Regions from separate parts of the Homo sapiens genome. Here region 1 is linked to region 2. Evidence: chromatin loops called from intact Hi-C (ENCODE). Cell type or tissue: spleen. All regions are shown on one strand. Links, peaks and the distances in the headings refer to the core of each region. The heading gives the core; the rest is flanking DNA.

What was found. A loop is a pair of places that touch in the nucleus more often than their neighbours do. Peaks named below come from ENCODE experiments on the same cell type or tissue, not always from the same donor. Only the 100,000 strongest peaks of a DNase experiment are listed, where the experiment ranks them.
Region 1: a loop joins it to region 2, with 5 times the contacts of the local background. A loop is called at or near these places in 12 of 110 quality-filtered maps.

Annotation. Positions count from the first base shown.
Region 1 is chr22:36,851,033-36,857,361 of GRCh38, forward strand. The region is part of intron 1 of NCF4-AS1 (NCF4 antisense RNA 1); the gene reads right to left. Among named protein-coding and RNA genes, the nearest start is that of NCF4, 6.8 kb to the right of the region's middle. In spleen, for the core only: a CTCF peak has its summit at 2,690 (motif pointing left); a DNase peak (open chromatin) is centred at 2,639; H3K4me3 peaks cover 1,221 bases; H3K27ac peaks cover 824 bases.
Region 2 is chr22:36,768,124-36,774,452 of GRCh38, forward strand. The region is part of intron 1 of IFT27 (intraflagellar transport 27); the gene reads right to left. Among named protein-coding and RNA genes, the nearest start is that of IFT27, 4.8 kb to the right of the region's middle. In spleen, for the core only: no CTCF peak of the experiment used is centred there; a DNase peak (open chromatin) is centred at 2,258.

The sequences.
Region 1 (6,329 bases), core at 422-5,421, 83 kb after region 2:
GTCCTGGCCTCATCCGGCAAGAGGGCAATGTCCGAGATCAAAAGCCCAGTCCTACTGCAAGTCTACCCACTTGCTTTGTCTCCTTCTTCACTCTCGGCCTCCATCCTCCCCTCTTTTTCTCCCTCCCTTCCTCCCACAAACCCTTATTGGTCCTGTTTTGGACACTGGTGATTCATAGATGAATGGGACATGGTTCTTGCCCCCAAATGTGCCCATGCTATGGAATCTTCAGCAGGAAGAGGTGAGAAGTGAAGACGCTGACAGAGGCTGGAATTAAAGTGACAGCTCTAGCTGGGGAGGGTGCTGCCCCAGCCTTCCAGGGAAGTCTTTGACCAGTTTTGAATCTTAGGTGATGCAAAGAATCAAATGGATGAAGAAAAGCCATAAAATCATAGAGATGGGAGGAAGACGGGGAGAATGCATCAGGAGAGGTCAAGTTGATGTACAGGACAATGAGCAGGCAGAGGAAGGGAGGAAGGCATGTCCTGGGGCCCGGGCTGGAGGGAGGGTGCGGGTGGGTGAGGGGCTTCAGAGTGCTGCAGCGCAGAGGAGGGAGGAGAGGGCTGTGGAAAGGGGAGGTTGCCATTCCTTTGTAGTTAATATTTGGAGGCACGACTGATTTTTGAATATAGTTTCATGCAGATGCTGGTCAGCCTGGAGCCACACTTTTCTGCTGGCTGTAGATTTTTCCCCTTTTGATGCCTTTAGGAAAATCAAATTCCAACATGTCTGTGCTGGATAAACTGCAGCTAGAGGAGCCCTCCTTTCCTGGGGCACTTTCAAAGGCAGTGGCATCTTAGCAGCATCAGGAACCAGAGGTAGACCCTCAGGGAGGAGGCAGCCCTCAGGCAGCTGCTCTGCCTCACCCCTCACCCAGGATTCACCTTCCTGAGCTCTTTTTAACTGTCGCAAGGTAGTCTCTTTGCTGTTAACTCTGGTGCAGCGTCCACACAGACCTGCTTGCTTTTATAAATAAAGTTTTATTGGAAGATAGTCATGCACATTCAACTATTTATTGTTTATGGCTGCTTTTGTGCTGTGACAGCAGAATTCAGCAGTTGTGACAGAGACCAACTCCCTGCAAAGCCTAAACTATTTACTATCTGGCGTTTTTTAGAAATTATTTTTCAGCTGGGTGCAGTAGCTCACACCTGCAATCCCAGCACTTTAGGAGGCTGAAGCAGGTGGATCACTTGAGGCCAGAAGTTTGAGACCAGCCTGCCAACATGTTGAAACCTCATCTCCACTAAAAATACAAAAATTAGCGGGGCGTGGTGGCAGATGTCTGTAATCCTAGCTACTCAGGAGGCTGAGGTATGAGAATGGCTTGAATCCGGGAGGCAGAGGTTGCAGTGAGCTGAGATTGCACCACTGCACTCCAGCCTAGGTGACAGAGCGAGACTCCAACTTAAAAAAAAAAAATGAAAGAAAGAAAATGAAAAGAAAGCATTTGCCAATCCCTGCTCCAGTGTACTGGGTAGGGTACAGGTTCAGCTGCTGTAACAAGCATCAAAGAATCAGCTGCTAAAACACAATAGAAATTTCTTTCTCCCTGAAAAATCTGAACAGAAGCAGGGTCAGAGATCCAAGCTGTTTTGTTGCTTAACTGTTCTCCATAGCTGGCCTCTCCAGCCAGCTGGAAGGGGAGATGGGAAATGGAAGATACACCTTCTGTCTTTCACGACACAGCCTGATAGCATGTCCATGGCCTCCCCTCCCATTCTATTGGCCAGCAACTGGTCACATGGCCACAGGGAGCTGCAAGGTAGGCTGGGAAATGTTCTCTTTAGCTGGGTGGCCATGAGTCCAGCCACAACTCAGGGACTTTATCACTAAAGGAGAAAGGACAGAGTGGATCGTAGGGGATATTAGCAGTCTCTGCTACACCTTATCAAGAAGAATAAAGACAGAGTGCACAGGGGAAGGATTTGGCATTCCCTGCAGAGTATTAGAAAAAAATTTGTAACATGCTCAAATGAAGTAGGTATCAATAACGGATATAAAATACCTCCTTCTTCCACTTCCTCCCTCAAATATTTATTAAGCCCTCATTTATATTAGGCTCTATTTGGATGCATTTTGCAGATAAATAACCTGAAGCTCGGAGTGCTTGAGGGAGATGTCTGAGAGTTCATAGCCAAAGAGTGAGAGCTCTTTCTGCCTTATTGCCTTGCTTCCCTTGGGACACCCTGGGGCTGGGAGCTGGGCCTTGCAGCCTGCTAGGCTGGCTAGGTTTGGTGACACAGAAAGCAAATGAATAATTTTTAAAGTGAGAATTCTATAAAGGAGACTGCTTGAACAGATTCTGTTAGACTGAAAAGGCAGAAGGAGACACCGAGGTCACCAGAGATAGAAACTTCAGGAAGCAGCCATCACCCCTGCGGCTGTGGGAACGGAAGGAAGAGAGCGGGGTTACGCTAGCCTGGAAGCTTGGAGGAGGAGACTTAGACCTGCGGGGAGGAGCTGGGACTCAGAACTGCAGACCTCTGAGGAGGGGGTGGGGTGAGACTGGCTCTGGGAATGTGAAAAAAACTAAAACCTAGAATCAACTGCTGCTGGGCCAACATGGCTTCCAGGGCAGGGCAGTTGGGTCCCGCCTGCAAAGAGAAAGAAGCAAGCCCCTCCTTCCTCTCCCATCCTTCCGGCCTCCCTCCAGCGCCCCCTCCTGGCCAAGGGCAGCGGAAATCAGCCAGCAAAGCAGAACAAACAGGGTTTTGAGTCCCAGCTCGGGCACCACAAAGCAGAGGGTAGAAGAAAGGTTTGGAGCTGGGAGAAAATCATTTAATAACCAGCCCCAAGGCTATGACTCATTTAGACCCCCAGTCTGTGCAGACCTGGGGCCACTGCCTCTGAGCCAGTGCACACCGGGTACTCTGGAGCCTCTGTCTTCTGATACATGGGTCAGGGGGAATGCAAAATGATTCAACCACTTTGGAAAACAGTTTCCTTCTTTTTGTTTGTTTGTTTGTTTGTTTGTTTGTTTGTTTGTTTGTTTTTAGACCGAGTCTCGCTCTGTCGCCCAGGGTGGGGTGCAGTGACGCGATCTCAGCTTGCTGAAATCTCTCCTGGGTTCAAGGGATTCTCCTGCCTCAGCCTCCCGAGTAATTGGGATTACAGGTGCCCACCACCATGCGTGGCTAATTTTTGTATTTTTAATAGAGATGGGGCTTCACCATGTTGGCCAGGCTGGTCTCGAACTCCTGACCTCAGGTGATTCACCCACCTCGGCCTCCCAAAGTGCTGGGATTACAGGCGTGAGCCACCACACCCGACCTGGAAAACAGTTTTCCTATAAAGTTAAATATGCATCTACCATATGACCCAGCAACTCTCTCTTAGATATTTACCCAAGAGAAATGAAGGCACATGCTCACTCAAACATTTATGCTTGATGTTTGTAGCCCCTTTGTTTTAACAGCCCCAAACTGGAAAACAAAAAAAAAACCCTAATGTTTATGAACTTGTGCATGGAAAACAACTTATGTTATATCCATACAATAAAATACTACTTGACAATAAAAAGAATGAATACCGATGTACATATCAACACTCATGAATTTCAAAAGCGTTATACTATGTGAAAAAAAACAGGCACAAAAGATCACATACTCTGTGGTTTTGTCCGAAATTTCAGAAATGGCAAAATACTGTGATAGAAAGTGGATCAGTCATTGCCAGGGCCTGGGGGTAGGGGAAGGAGATTGGCTGCAAAGTGTCCTGAGGGATCTTTTGAGATAATGGAAATGTCCTATATAATGATTGTGGTGCTGGTTACACAACTGTCCAAACCCATGGAATTGTATACTTTCAGTTGGTAAGTTTTACTGTGTGTGAATTGCACCTTGATAAAGCTGATTTTTTAAAAATTGAAGTAGAACGCTGTTAGAAGTGGTGCTTCCTCCCCTTGTTTCTAATGCCACCCTCTTGCAAGCCCATATCCAAGTAGTGGACCAAGGCATCTTATAAAAACATAAATTCAATCATATCACTCCTTGTTTAAAACACTTGAATGGTTTCTCTTTCCTCTTTGAATGAAATCCTGAGAATCACCATGACTTACAAGCCTATCTGTCCTGCTCACTGACCCTGACATTTGGAGGGCCTAGAGCAATGGGACAGAGGCCCATGTACCACGATTCTAAATATGTACAGTTAGGAATCAAGCCAATCAACTGCTAAAAAGTAAGTTCTATCCTTCTTTGATAAATGTACCTTCATGATAAACTGGAAGGCCAGGTTCAAATGTAGAGTTTGGAGTTCTGTCCCAGAATGTAAGGTTAACGAAAGGCAGACGCTAGACTATAGCCTACTGCCATTGCCTTTCCACCCCCGGATCCATCTGAAACCTCCAGGCTACCTGCCAGGCCGCTGTAGACATTTGTGTCCATAACCTCTGGGGACCAAAGACAGCACTGGAGATGGAATCAGAGAAACTGGATGTGAAACATGTATCTCTTGGTTTTCCCCAAATTGTACTTGATTCTGTATGTGTGTACATGTTTGAGCATGGGTATGCATGCACGTGTATATTTGCATGTGTGTGCATGCATGTATGTGCATTTCTATATGCCTGTGTGTACATGCATGTGTGTGCAGGTGTACATGTACATGTGTATATGTATGTGTCTCTGTGTACATGCCTATGTGTGCATGTGTATATGTACATGTGTATGTGTATATGTGCCTGCGTGTGCATGTGTATATATGCCTGTGTGTGCATGCATGTGTATGTGTTTATACATGTTTGTGCATGTGTATGTGTGCCTGCGTGTGCATGTGTATATGTGCCTGTGTTGTGCATGTGTGTTTATTTATGTACCTCAACAGCAGTGTGAGCTACCTGAGGGCAGCAGTTGTGCTGAATTCATCTCAATATCCTTTCTACCTGGTGCAGAGTGATACTAGATGAATGCTTGTGGAGTGAATAAATGAATGAATGAGGGCCAGTACAGCAGTTATTAAGTGTGGGTCTTGAAGCCAGACTGATGTGAGGTCCAAATCTTACTCTGCCGGTCATTAAGCAAGCCGCTTTGGTTTATTTTCCTAATCCCGTAAAGCCTGGGTTTCCTTATCTCCCGGTGGGGATAAGAATACCACTATTTTATGGGGGTTGGTGTGAGGATTAGGTAACAACAATCAGAGCCAACATGGACCAAGCCAGGCTGTGGGCCAGGCACTGTACTAAGGGCTTTGCAAATGCTAGCTCTCGTGCTCCTCCTGGCAATTTCACGGTGTAGGGGTGGTTACACAGTCAACTCTCAGAGTGACTTGGCTGTTACCGTATTTATGATGGTGGAGAGGAGATTCAGGATTCTTAGCCCCTGGGGGAAGCTTCCCCTGAGTGCAGCTCAGATTCTGGCTGATAGGGCTGTCTGGAGAGGTTGTCTGAGCCAGCAGGCTGCGCGCTCTGCCTGGCCAGCTGCAACTTGACTCTCGACTTGGCCGGGTCCTTCTAGTGCGGCTTATAGCATTCAACCTCCTCTAGGTGGCGCTGCGGAGCGGGGACTCGGCTGCTGATCGCGGCGCCCCCTGGCGGTCTGTTCCCGTCAACATTTAGATTAAGCGCAGAGCCGGTTCCGCCAGGGAAGTGCGCGTCCCGGTGCCCCCGCGTGATGAGAGCGGATGACAGATTGCGGGAAAAAGTTAGAATGTAACGTTAGTTGTATGACAGAGAGGACCAAGCTGTGCAGCAGAGGGAGACAGAAAAGGGAGGGACCAAGCCACAGCAAGGAATGATCGTCAATAACATTAACGTCTAGAATTTATTGACCACCTGCTATGCGCGAGCCACTGTCCTAAACATCTGGTATTCATTCCCTTAGTTAACACACCTCTAGTAAGTGCGTGTCTCAAGAACAGTGTCTGTGTTTCATTTAGGGCCTAGCACACAGTGGGTGTCTGGCACATAGTAGGTTCTCAACACATTTGGAAATGAATAATACAATAATCCTGCAATTTTTCTCTCCAATTAATAATGTAGAGGCAAATATTATCTCCATTTAGAAAACTGAACAATGGTCGGAGAGTTTGCACAACTAATGCGTGACACAGCGAGGGCACACGAGGTTTAGACCCAGCTCAGCCGTGTGCCAGGGCTTCTCAGAGAAGAGAAGACCCTCTGCCTTCAGGGAGTTTGCTGTCTAATTGGCCACGTCTACACCCTCCCTGCCTGGGTGGCATGCCAGGGATGGCTATTTATGGCTCAGGGAGGAGGTCCAGTGAAGTTCCCCTCATAAATTATAAAGGGAGACACATGTGGGTCAAGATTGGGGAATTCAGTGTGTGAGGGATCCCCAGGAATCTTACACTGTCCAATCAGGGATTTTCCT
Region 2 (6,329 bases), core at 347-5,346:
ACAGAGGGCTTTGGGGCCCTGGAAACGGAACTGACGCTCTTCCACTGAAACACGCCCTATGGGGAAAAGCTGTCACTTCCAAACTGGAATTTACTTTGAAGTCTTGAAGGTAAAGAAGTGTGACTGGCACTGACAGGCAGAGTCACCTGTCCAACTGACCCAACCTGGGTTGACAGCTTCCACCTGAATACTTTTTTGTGTGGGGCGTGGGGGGTGGAAGGGTCTCTGCATTTGTGGGAAGCAAGAAGTCTGAGGCTGTGTTCATCATTCTGAAATCTCTTTCCAAATGCTATGCTCCATCTCCATCGCAGAATACCTGTCTGTGACCCAAGGATTCTTCTTCCCAGGGGCCTCTCCACCAATTCTATCTGCAATAGCAGTCACCTCCTCCAAGCTCATCTCTCACCTACTGGCTTTATCTCCCTCTCCTCTGCTGGTCAACAGCCCCAGAAACTGGTCCCTCAGAACTAAAGGTTTATGTCGCAGTTTTCAGTCTGAGACCTGAGCCTTTCACAAGACTGCTGGGAGCCATTTAATCGAGCGCTCCTCCCGTGCCCGTCACGGGTGCTGGAAGCTCTCCCTGCCCATCTTTAATTCCCTTTGCCCTCCCCATTTTCCCTCTCATGGCTCTGCTGAGCCTCCTTTGATGCTGATTGTTTCCATTTGCAGCCTCTTTTCCTCCTGAGTCTTACGTGGACTTGCACTCCACCGTCCAGGTCCTGGCAGAACACGTGCTTTCTGCTTCTCATCCTCTGGATCCTTAGCAAAATCAGCACCGCCCTCCGCGGCTTCCAACTCACATCACTTGGTACCATCTCTTCACCTTTGCTTCCCATTTTACAGTCGGCTTCAACACTCCTTTCCTCGACTTCTCAACAGTCTGCCACTGTTCACTTTTCAGTTTTGACTTTTCCCACCTATAATTTTCCCTTGTAAGACAATTATTTCAATGCTTGTGGCATTTCATTTTATGTGAACTCCTCCAGGTTTGAGTGAGCTATTCAGGTCCTGCTTTTCTATTTGTCATCACTCCTTAGAAGGGAACCAATATGTGCTGAGCCCCCCTCATGGACCTGTTCACACAATCCCATTCATTCCTTCCCCGCCAAGGTATCATTCACCTTACCTGACAGATGAAGAGACTGAGGCTCAGAGAGGCTGGGTAACTCGCCCAGGATTCCAACCTCACGCTCTTCCCAGGCCCTGCTCCTCTCCTAGAGCTCAGGGACCACTTCTGACACTTTTCTTGTTTTGAGATGGAGTCTCTGTCACGCAGGCTGAAGTACAGTGGTGCGATCTAGGCTCGCTGCAACCTCCGCCTCCCGGGTTCAAGTGATTCTCCTGCCTTAGCCTCCCGAGTAGCTGGGACTACAGGTGCACGCCACCATGACCAGCTAATGTTTGTATTTTTAGTAGAGACGGGGTTTCACCAGGTTGGCCAGCCTGATCACAAACTCTTGACCTCAGGTGATCTGCCTGCCTCTGCCTGCCAAAGTGCTGGGATTACAGAAGTGAGTTCTGACCCATTTTTAATGCTGTCCCTCCAAGCCCTCCTCACCGCCTTCCATGACATCTGGGGCAACCACAGCCTAGACTGTCAAGGGGTACCCACCCATCTCGGAGCAAACAGAGCGCATCGCTTTCCTTCCTTGGGCCCTGACTGCACCCGCCCTCCCAACTTCAGCTCTGCTCCTGAATTCAGCTGGAAGTTGGCTCCTCCTGCTTATGAGATTCCTCACAGATTTGTTCTGGTTAATTTCATAAATCTTTCCTCTGACTGTCAGTCAGAGTCACCAACACTTACAGGAAACCGCCTGTGTTGGCTATGAGGGCTCAGAAGCACAGGGAGGTGAAATAACTGATAAACACATTTGCAGAGCAACAGGATGACAAGTGCAAATTCAAATAGCACAAACTGAGAAGCAAGGCGTCTGGGAAGCATCGAGAAAAGAAATGAATGAGAGGATTCACTGGGGAGGGAGGCTTCCCTAGGGGCAAGGGCTGGGCCTGGGGGCGACAGCAGGCAGGGCGCTGCAGGACAGAGAGGATGACGTCTGCAAGGGCACGATGCGAGATCACCTGTGACCTCACAGTTGCCAAGGCCGATGGCCTTTTCTTGGTTCTCATCCTCCTTGACTTCTCTGAAGGATGTGAGTCAGCCTGAAGTGACCCCTTCCTTCCCGAGTCCTGTCCCCGTGGCCTCAGTGACCCTGCCCTGGCCTGGTTCTCCTGCTATCTGCCTGCCCCTCTGCCCCCCGAGTGTGGGCATTCCCATGGGCCTGTCATCGGCGGCGCTCTGCTCCTAGTCCACTCCGTCCCACTGACTCTCATCACCTTGACAGAAGGCAGGATCTCCCTCCCAAGCTTTGTCTGTATATCCAAAAACCCGTGTGCGTTGCCACTAGAATGAAGGACCTTCCTCCAACCTCAGTCTGTCTACAGCCAAGCTCCGTCATGCCCTGGTCCTGAGTGGGCTGCCCCCATCACCCAAGCTTTCTGTTTGTGACGCCACCGTGTGTTTTCATCGTCCCCAGATTCAACGGGTCACCTCTGACTGCTCCTCCTCCTTCCTCCCATCTTCAGGCAGCCTCCCTTGCATTCCTCACATCCTTGGCTGAGTCTCAGCCCACCTCTGCTCGGCCCTCCCTGCTGACCCTGCCCCAGTTAGCTCAGCCTCACTGCTGGGTTTCTATCTCAGCCCCAAGCCCATCCTTCCACAGTGTGCAGGGGAGGGGCCTCTGCAGACACATTTCTCCCTTGCTAGGAGCTTCCTGTTAGGCTCTGCCAATGGGAGTTCTGGAAGAAGAAGGGAAGGCTGGAGTCGGGGGAGAGGACACTGCTCTTCCCGCCTGCTTCTCCTTTTTCTTAGTACTACCCTAGCAATGGCCTGCACCCCAGCAGCACTAACTGCTTCCTGTCTTGGGGTGTGTGTGTGTGTGTGTGTTTCCCTACTCCCAGACCAGCTTATTGTTGCCCCCAGAGGAAACAGCGCCAGCGGGCAGTGCCCTCTTCTCAGAGATCCACACCTTGGCTCCCAGGGCCCCTCCTCCCTGCTTCTGGGCTGAGAGCCCCACATGCTTCCCTCTGCTTCCCCAGCCCAAGAGGTGGTGCTCCTTCCTGCAGTTACTACCCGTGCTGCCTCAGTTTCCCCCTTTTCCTCTTCCAGTCCTCTAGCACCAGTGTCATTCACATCCTACTGAAATCCTCACTGTTGAAATGCCGAGTAGAGTTGCTGGTTTTTGCCTGGCCCCTGACTTATGTAGTCCTTGGTACCAGGAGTGGTCTTAAAACATGGACCCTCCAGGATGGTTTGGAACTGGTTTGGTGTGTCTTGCCCTGAACACAGGGCTGGGCTCCTCCCAGTGGGAAATGGGTCCTGGTGCTCTGTGGCATGTGCTGGGGTCACGCGGCAGGTGACTGAACTCCTGAGGTGCCGGGACCAGCCGGGCAGGGCCCCTTCCTCAGGGGTCCGGATCCCAGCTCCCTGGGTCTCTTCAAGCTTCTGACAACCCCGACCTCTGCCCGCCAATCTGTGTCAACTCAATGCTGCCTTCTTGCTTCCTCAGTTCTCCAACACTTGATGAAGCAATTCCATACATTAAAATTTCTCTGCTGAAATGACGACTGCGTTTTCTGTCTTCCCGACTGTGCCTTGAACACTTCTTTTCTCTTCTTTTTTCTCCCGGCTGTTATCCACCCAGTGGGTGGCATCAACAGGTGGACCCCCATGACACAGTGCCTCCATCTTGGCAAACCTTCACACAAACCCCACTGAGGATTCCTTCATAGCCTACCCATCTCCACGGTCAGCCCTAACCCACCTTCCCACTCTCTCCCTAGTAATCCCTTACCCCAAATCTGGGCTCTGCATTCCTGTTCGCCCAGTCCCTGGAAATTCCTCAAGGCCACCTCCTTCCAGGTACCCCTAGACCAAATTCAAATCCTGTCCATTCTCTGCAAGGAAAGCTCAAAGAATACCCTTCCTGCACAGCCTCTGAAGGCCATCTCTCCCTCCTTCATCTTTATCTGTGTGGCTAACGTGGATCGTTGCTCAGTGGTAGCGCACGATGTGATGTCAGAGCAACCCTCCCAGGAGGCTCTATTACCATCTCCATGTATATCAAGAGGCAGCATATTATGGTACTTAAGGGCACAGACTCTGGAGCCAGACTCCAGCTCCATCACTTTCTAGCTGTGTGAGTTTAAATCAGTTACTTAACCTCTCTGTGCCTCAGCTGCAACATGTATAACCTAAGATAATCATAGCACCTACCCCACAGAATTGTTATGAGGATTTAATGAGTTAATATGCACAGTGCCTGGCATATATAAGTACTATTTAAGTGTTTTTTTAAAAGTAAACAAAATACAGATCAATGTCAAATGTTGTTTTCTTTCTTCTCCAGAACCAGAACAAGTAGCAGCTGTGCCTGGAGGCATTTCCCCGCATCTGGCACACAAAGGGCATTCACTTTGTGTTCGCTGTGTTAGAACGTATCACACGCATCTTAGTTCTTCCTTGAGTGCAACTGACTCATGCTTGCAGGCCCACTGCACCTTGCACGGTGACTCTGACGTAGTAGGTGCTCAGCGAGTATCTGTTCAATGCATAAACACTTGAACTGAACGTCAGGTCCTTCAATGACCAGTTATGTGAGAGAAAAAACAGAGTAACTCAGTTTAAACAGTAGGGCTGTGGGTCATGGATGGAAAAATAAAACCAATGGCATGTGTGTGGTGGGGGTGGGTGGACAGGTGTCAGAGGGGGCTGATTTCTGGGCTGAGGTCTTTTGGTCCCTGGAAACTTCCAAGAGGAAATGCTGTGGAATCCCTGAAAAGAGGCTGCAGATTGAGGCGCAGGCTGGAGTTCAGGAGCCACTAACTAGGCAGTGGCTGCACTCAGGTGAAAGAACTACCCAAGGGAGTTGGGGGTAAAGAAGGGCACAAAGAGGCCGGGCATAGTGGGTGGCTCACGCCTGTAATCCCAGCACTTTGGGAGGCTGAGGCAGGTGGATCACTTGAGGTCTGGAGTTCAAGACCAGCCTGACCAACTGGTGAAACCCCATCTCTACTAAAAATACAAAAATTAACTGGGCATGGTGGTGTGTGCCTGTATCCCCGGCTGCTCGGGAGGCTGAGGCAGGGAATCATTTAAACCCAGGAGGTGGAAGTTGCAGTGAGCTAAGGTTGTGCACCACTGCACTCCAGCCTGGGAGACAGAGTGAAATTACGCCTCAAAAAAAAAGGTCCGGGCACAGTGACTCACGCCTGTAATCCCAGCACTTTGGGAGGCCGAGGCGGGCAGATCACCTGACGTCAGGAGTTCAAGACCAGCCTGGCTAACATGGTGAAACCCAGTCTCCACTAAAAAATACAAAAAATTAGCTGGGTATGGTGGTGGGCGCCTGTAATCCCAGCTACTTGGGAGGCTGAGGCAGAAGAATCGCTTGAACCCAGGAGGTGGAGGTTGCAGTGAGCTGAGATTGTGCCATTGCACTCCAGCTTAGGCAATGAGAGTGAAACTCCGTCTCAAAAAAAAAAAAAAAAAAAATAGAAGGACACAGAGGAGCACTACTTGAGGACAGAGTAGCTTGGGCTAAAGCCCTGGAAATCAGATTGGGACCCAGGGTCTGGATCATACAGCTCTGCCACTTCCAGCTCTGTGACCCATGGCAAATGTTCTCATTTTTCTGGGCCTCAGTTGCCTCATCTGTAAATGAGGATGGCAATAATGCCAATCCCACAGGGTTGCTATGAGGATTCAATGAGACCACCTGTATTGAGGGTCTAGCAGAGCTGATGCACCCAAAGCGCCAGTAAGTTAGCTCCATGATGAAAACCGAATTTAAAAAGAACCCAGAGAGAAGCCCATTTAAAAAAAAAAGTAACTTCAGAAAATAATGTTCCCACCTTATCCATAAGGAAATTAAAGCTCAAAAAGTGCTTCGTCCAAGATGACACAGCCAATAAGAGGAACAGGCAAAATTACTTTTGTTACACAACACTGCCTCCTCTGGTGCTCTGGAAACTGGAGATTCTCCTGAGAACCATTAATTTATTTTGCTCCAGTATGATTCAGTTACTACTGTCAGTCATCTTTCTGTGTGACCCTTTTATTTTCAAATTATAAAAGCCATTAAAAATATTATCATTTATTCTCAGTCTGGAAGAGGGGAATTTTTTAAAACAGGAATCTCTTTTTCTCTATATAATTTCTCACCACTTCTTTCCTGAGCTGGCCAGGGAAGCCTGGAAAGGTCACAGGTTTCAACAGAAACACGAGTTAAGAGTTTTGGAGTTGGCCAGATCTAGGGGCTGAAATCCTGCAT